Regions from separate parts of the Homo sapiens genome. Here region 1 is linked to region 2. The links are chromatin contacts, found by Hi-C in ENCODE. All regions are on one chromosome and are shown on one strand. The core of a region is the stretch at or near the end of the contact, and the rest is flanking DNA. Distances in the headings are between cores, read along the strand shown.

What was found. A loop is a pair of places that touch in the nucleus more often than their neighbours do. Pooled maps may share reads with other maps.
Region 1: a loop to region 2 is called in a pooled map, with 2.3 times the contacts of the local background. The contact joins the enhancer-like site here to the promoter of ZNF592 in region 2. A Hi-C loop is called at or near these places in 4 of 37 single-sample maps with no recorded cell type and 4 of 50 pooled maps.

What each region holds. Positions count from the first base shown.
Region 1 is chr15:85,316,455-85,319,605 of GRCh38, forward strand. No RefSeq gene overlaps it. Among named protein-coding and RNA genes, the nearest start is that of MIR7706, 63 kb to the right of the region's middle. RefSeq lists an enhancer at 2,051-2,150. Within about 2 kb of position 1,842, at least 7 of the 41 ENCODE cell types and tissues checked have a DNase peak (open chromatin) inside an H3K27ac peak, as active enhancers do.
Region 2 is chr15:84,747,156-84,750,192 of GRCh38, forward strand. It overlaps ZNF592 (zinc finger protein 592), which reads left to right and starts at 1,437. Exons shown (of 11, transcript NM_014630.3): 1 at 1,437-1,509. RefSeq lists enhancers at 589-888, 961-1,800, 2,329-2,408 and silencers at 959-1,378, 1,439-1,928.

The DNA of each region.
Region 1 (3,151 bases), core at 592-3,091, 570 kb after region 2:
TATAACTCAGCCCTGTGCTCAGAAATGTCACTGCACATAAGAGGGCCTTTGATCTCTGGCCATACCCAAGCCCATAGTCTGCAGCGAAGCGTGCTTTGATAACTATCTAAAGAGAAAAGCACTTTGGTTTCCTCTCATCTATTTCTATTCTACTTTTAATAAGCTGCTTAGCTTCAGGCGTCTGCCCTCTGCCCTCCAAGCTTCATCTCAACCAGAAGTAAAACAGGCTTGTGGTTGTGTGCTTTGAGAGCTCATGAAATAACAATAGTGGTAGCAAACACCAATAAAGGGCTTACTACGTGCCAGGCACCATCCTAAGTAGTTTCTGTAGGTTATCCTATGTAGGTTTTCACAGATGAGGAAATGGAAGCATAGAAAGGCACTGAGTGACTAGCTTTCTGATGAAGTCACAGTCAGAGAAACAGAGCCAGAAGTTAAAATCAAGCAACGCATCTCCAAAATGCATCTTACCCCTGTGCAATGAAAGAGAATACAAGCCCCCTCAGAGAAGGGAAAATATGAAGTCAGAAATACGAGTATTTCTTTAATAAGAGAGAAGATTTGCAGCAAACTCCTTCAATCTAGAAACACTTTCTTTTTCCAGGTACTGTGTTAGAAATCCCTTCAGTAGGAAAACTAAATGGGCAAGTCTTTAAACCAAACCAAAATGTTTCCTGAGCTTTCAATGAATCAAATTGAACTCAAGGCCCCAAGTCTGAATAAATTATGCCCTAAGATCTGTCAGAAGCAGTAGATTTCTTCTATTGGGTTTTTCTTCCATTCGATATAAAGACATAAGCGCTCTGTTGCTGCCCAATTGCTTTATTAAAAAAAAAACATATATATATATATATATATATATATATATATATATTTGAGACGGAGTCTCGCTCAGTCGACCGGGCTGGAATGCAGTGGCAGGATGTTGGCTAAGTGCAACCTCTGCCTCCCACGTTCAAGTGATTCTTCTGCCTCAGTCTCCCAGGTAGCTGGGATTACAGGCTCCCACGACCACGCCCAGCTAATTTTTGTATTTTTAGTAGAGATGAGGTTTCACCATGTTGTCCAGGCTGGTCGCAAACTCCTGACCTCAAGTGATCTGCCCACCTCAGCCTCCCAAAGTACTGGGATTACAGGCATGAGCCACCATGCCCGGTACAGAAACTTTCTTACTCATTTGAATTGAAAACTTCTATGTTTTTAAAGCATATTTTCATTAAGTGTGGAAATTCATAAAATACGGTTAGGTAGGAAGACGATGTTCACAAATTAGGTTTATAATCTATCATTTCAAACTTCGCTGTATTCAAAAATTAGTTATCTAAAATTAACTCCAGAGAAGTTTGTATGTACAAATAGTTGTTATAACAAAAGCTACCTTTCTTTTCTCAATCCGTGTCATGTGGATCTAAGCCCCTGCCTCAGAAATGGGGTGGGCATGTGTGTCCTCTTGGTGAGACCACTCTACCGCCCTAGCCAATGTGATTGCTTCAGAGATGGTTACATAGCCCTAGCTGGACCATTAAAAGTCTCCAAACCTTTGCTGGAATTATTGAGAGAGAGAGCATTCAAAAAGAACTCAGTATATAAAAAATACTGGAGTTAATAAGCAAGTAAAATATTAACAGAAGACTGTATATGCCCCAGGCCACCAGATGGGGGAGAGTGCACCTGAAAAGAGGCCAATACAGAAGAAAGCAGATAGAAATAGCTTCCAATGATCCTGTGGGGGCCTGGATCCAGCTGTACCTGAATCTCCTCCAATGCTATGCAGTTACATATGCCAGTAAGTCTTTTTTGCCTTTAAATCTGTGCATTGGGTTTCTGCTCCTTGTAACCTAGGGAGTCCTGACTAGTTCCTAGGAGCAGGTGTGCTTCCAGATCCTGTTCAGTTGCTACTGACCACAGCAGGTAGTGTGAAATGACACCCCAGAGAGCTGTGTATTTCAATGCCACACCCACATTCTGGGTGTGCCTGTGAAAGCAATCCAGCAGCAGTGTGCACAGCTGGAGCTGACTTAAGAGCTCCTAGGAAGGCCCAACCCTACAGCTAAAGGTCATGTAAAGACGTTGTGGAGAGATAATAAACAACACACACATACGCACCCATTAGGCAAAAATACCACATATTTTCTTCTCAGAGGAAATAACCATGAGCAAAGTATGGATATGAGTCAGTAACTGACTATAATTAGGGGCTTCCCTCCCACCCCAGTAACATCTGAATCAAGGCAGAGGACATTCCAGCAGTCCAGCAGTTGGTAAAGAACTAACCACATCTTTCTTGATGTTTCCTGTGACTCGATCCTTGCAGAACAGGGCACTGCAAGTCAGAAAATAGCTTCCTAGGAGAATTTAATACTAAGGAATTGGGAGTTTCCTCCGTCTATCAGAACCAAAATCATTCTACCTTAAGCCTTGGGGTTTGGAGCTCAACATAACCCAAGCATCCACTCTAGGAATCCCCCATCTGCTGCATAACTTTGGGTCCATTTGTATTTCAAAACTCTATTATGACTAGATATCCATATGCAGAAGAATGAAACTAGGCCCCTATCTCTCACCATATATAAAAATCAAATCAGCCAATTGCAGTGGCTCATGCCTGTAATCCCAGCACTTTGGGAGGCCGAGGCGGGCGGATCACCTGAGGTCGGGAGTTCGAGACTAGCTTGACCAACATGGAGAAACCCTGTCTCTACTAAAAATGCAAAACTAGCTGGGCGTGGTGGCACATGCCTGTAATCCCAGCTATGCAGGAGGCTGAGGCAGGAGAATCGCTTGAACCCAGGAGGCAGAGGTTGCGGTGAGCCGAGATCATGCCATTGCACTCCAGCCTAGGCAACAAGAGCGAAACTCAGTCTCAAAAAAAAAAAAAAATCAAATGAAAATGGATTAAAGACTTACATCTAAGACCTGAAGCCATAAAACTACTAAAAGAAAACACTGGGGAAATGTTCCAGGACATTGCTCTGGGCAAATGTTTCCTGAGTAAGACCTTAAAAGCACAGGCAACCAAAGCAAAAGTGGACAACTGGGAACATCTCAAGCTAAAAAGTTTCTGCACAGCAAAAGAAACAATCAACAAAGTGAAGAGACAACTCACAGAGGGGAGAAAATATCTGCAAACTACCCATCTGACAAAGGATTA
Region 2 (3,037 bases), core at 187-2,686:
GAGACCACGCAATTGCACTACAGCCTGGGCTGCGAGACCGAAACTCCGTCTCCAAAGACAAAAAAAAAAAACAAAAAACAATCAACTTTTCCCTTTACTCTTTTGCAGAGAGGGAGGGTCTCGCTATGTTGCCCAGGCTGAACTCAAACTTCTCGGCTTAAGGGATGCTTTTGCCTCAGCTTCCACAGTAGGACCCAACTTTCTCCTTTACTCTTGGTACTTCTTGAGCTCCAGGCCTACTTTTCTCTCTCTCACTGCCAAACATTTGAAATCATCACCCTTTATTAACTCCATTGCTTCATTGGCTAACATACTCTTTAGACAAGCTCTTCAACTCAGTTCTGTGCCTGGTGCACAGCAGGCTCCGGCTGCATGTTAGTTCCAGCCATCTTGCACATTTGCATCTCCTTCCTGGAGAAGGAATTTCTCCATGGTTAGCAGTGTGTGCTCACTCCTAGTCACCAGGGCCTCATCTCCGTGTTCCCACACCCTGACCTTGCTGCCGCCCTAATGCTGCGGACCCAGTTTCCAGGTACGCCGGGTTCTTGGAAGGTCCTGCCGGTCACCCTCCCAGCCTTCTGCCAGACTCACTGAGTTCTCACCCTGCACAGTCATCGTTTCCCCAGTAACCCTGAGAGATCTCCCAGTCTACCTCTTCGAGGCACCCGTTGCCAGTCCTCCATCTCTGTTTGCCGCGCGTCCCTCGGTTACCCCAGAGGCAACACGTCAGGCTGCCCCGCACCTCCAAGCCTGCGCGAATGTCCTTGTAGCCAGCTATGACCAAACATTTAGGGCGCACCTGAGCGCCAGGCCCACGCCACCCCTGCTTGCTTTCACTTAACAGCCTCGACTAGGCCCCCTATGCGCCAGGTCTCAGTGAAGAGGACGCAGTCCCGGGTCCTGGGCGCTCTTTGCCGGGCGAGACAGCTGCGTAGGCAGATCCTGTTCCTCTAGTGGGCGGCCTCGGCCCCTGCCCCTGCCCCGAGGCGCGTCAGAGGACAAGAGGCCCAGGTCGCTGGCAGCGGCTGCCTGCCCGACCGCACAGGGTGCCTAGCACGGGTGGCGGGGACTGGAGCCGGGCGGGGGCCGGCCGGGGTCGGGGGTCCAGCCCTGAGCGGCGCCGTCCCCGCCCCGCCCCGTCCCGTCGCGTCCCGCCCCGCCCTACCCGCCGCCGCCGTCGTCGCCGTCGCCGGGCCTGCGCCGCGCAGCCCGCCTCGGGCGGGAGGCGGGAGGCGGGAGGCCGGGCCCAGGCCGGGGCAGCCCCTCCACCGCACCGTCCTGGGCCGGTGCCCAGGTCCGAGTCGCCTTCCGCCTGCCCCCCCCCCCCCCCAATCCCCCGCCGCGGCAGCCCCAGCCAGGTCCCGCCGCCAGGCCGGCTCCCGCCCCCGCTCCGCCCCCGGAGCCGCAGCCCCGCCCGCCATCGCCGTCGCCATGTTGTGGCTCCCGCAGCCGGCGCTGGGGACGCGCGCGGCCGAGACTCTGGCCTGCAGTCGCCGCCGCCGCCGCCAGGTAAGCGCCCCCCGCGGGCCGGGCCGAGCGGGGCCTGCGGGCCGGGGCAGCCCCAGCCTGGGCCCGGGAGGATCGCAGCCGGGACCGAGTCCGAGCCCGAGCCGGGGCCCGGCCCTGCAGCCTGGCGGACCCTGGCCGCCGCCAGAGGCGGCAGCCACTTCCCCCGACCGCCGCCTGGCGGGCCCGGGCCGCCACCCCACCCCGCCCCCGGCCGTCGGGCGCCGGCCCCTTCCGCCGCTGCGACCGCCGCTGCGACCGCCGCTCCTTGGCAGGCCGGGCACGCTGCTGTCCTCCGCGCTGGGCGGGACGTGCGGCCGCCCTCGGCGATAGCCGGCGGCCCCCAGCCCGGGCACGGATAACGGTGCCACTTTCTCCCTCTGGGACGGCCTGTCAGCCCGACCGTCCCCGCCGCCCGAAGAGCTGTCGCCGTCACAGGGCAGACACTTCGGGGAACGACCCTCTTTGGCGCTCCTCAGTACTCCCCTCCCCTGAGCCCAAGTTCTGACCCTGAGGAAGGTTTCTCCCGGAGCAGACAGGTATTCCTAGAGCTCCAGAGTTGGGGTCCTCAGGGGTGACCAGGCCTGTTGATCAGGGTGAAAATTGTCTCTCTGCAAGGGCTCTTCCTGCCAACGAGGGGGTTGGCGGGAGGCTCAGTGTGACCTGAGGGAGGACAGGAGAGCGTCTGCTGGACAGATGGCCTCCTGGCCTTGGATCAGCGTTTGTGAGGGGGAGGGGTCCGTATGACCTTAGGTATGCCTGCTCCTGAGTACTGCAGGATTATTGAAGCTGTTTAGGGATTTTAAACCATTTTTTGAGTAGGCCAAAGGTGGCATTAAAGGTCCTGGATTGGAATAAGTCCACAGGCCCACCCAGGGAAGCATGTTTGGCATCCAGGACTAGTCTAGAATAGGACTGGCAGTAGAAGAATGGGACTTGGGGAGTAAGACGGTATTTGGCTTATGGTTTGCCCACTTGAGTTCAGGCCTGTGCTCATGGAGGGCCTGTAGGGTGCTTCTGTCGCGGGTGCAGTGTGGTGCACAGTGTGGCAGAGTGCGGAGGATGTGGACAGACAGATTCCTGGCCTGGTGGATGCTTGGTGGTATTTTAGTAGTCTGTTTCCTCAACCTCACTGTTACGTTACACAGTGAAAGGGGCAGAAGTGTGGTGCTAGTGCGTCCATTTTGATCATTTTCCAATTTTTCAACTAGTTGTGGCTTTGATTCATTAAATAAATTTTTACTGAGCACTTACTCTGTGCCAGGCACTGAGCTAGGTGTTGGGAGTACATTGGTAAGCCAGAAAGATACCATGTTTTAGTTCTTAGCCATTGGGAAAGTCTAATAATTAATAGTCGTGGCCGGGCGCGGTGGCTCGCGCCTGTAATCCCAGCACTTTGGGAGGCCGAGGCGGGTGGATCGCCTGAGATCAGGAGTTCGAGACCAGCCTGACCAACATGGTGAAACCCCGTCTCCACTAAAAAAATACAAAATTAGCCGGGTGTGGTGGTGCATGCCTGTAATCCCAGCTA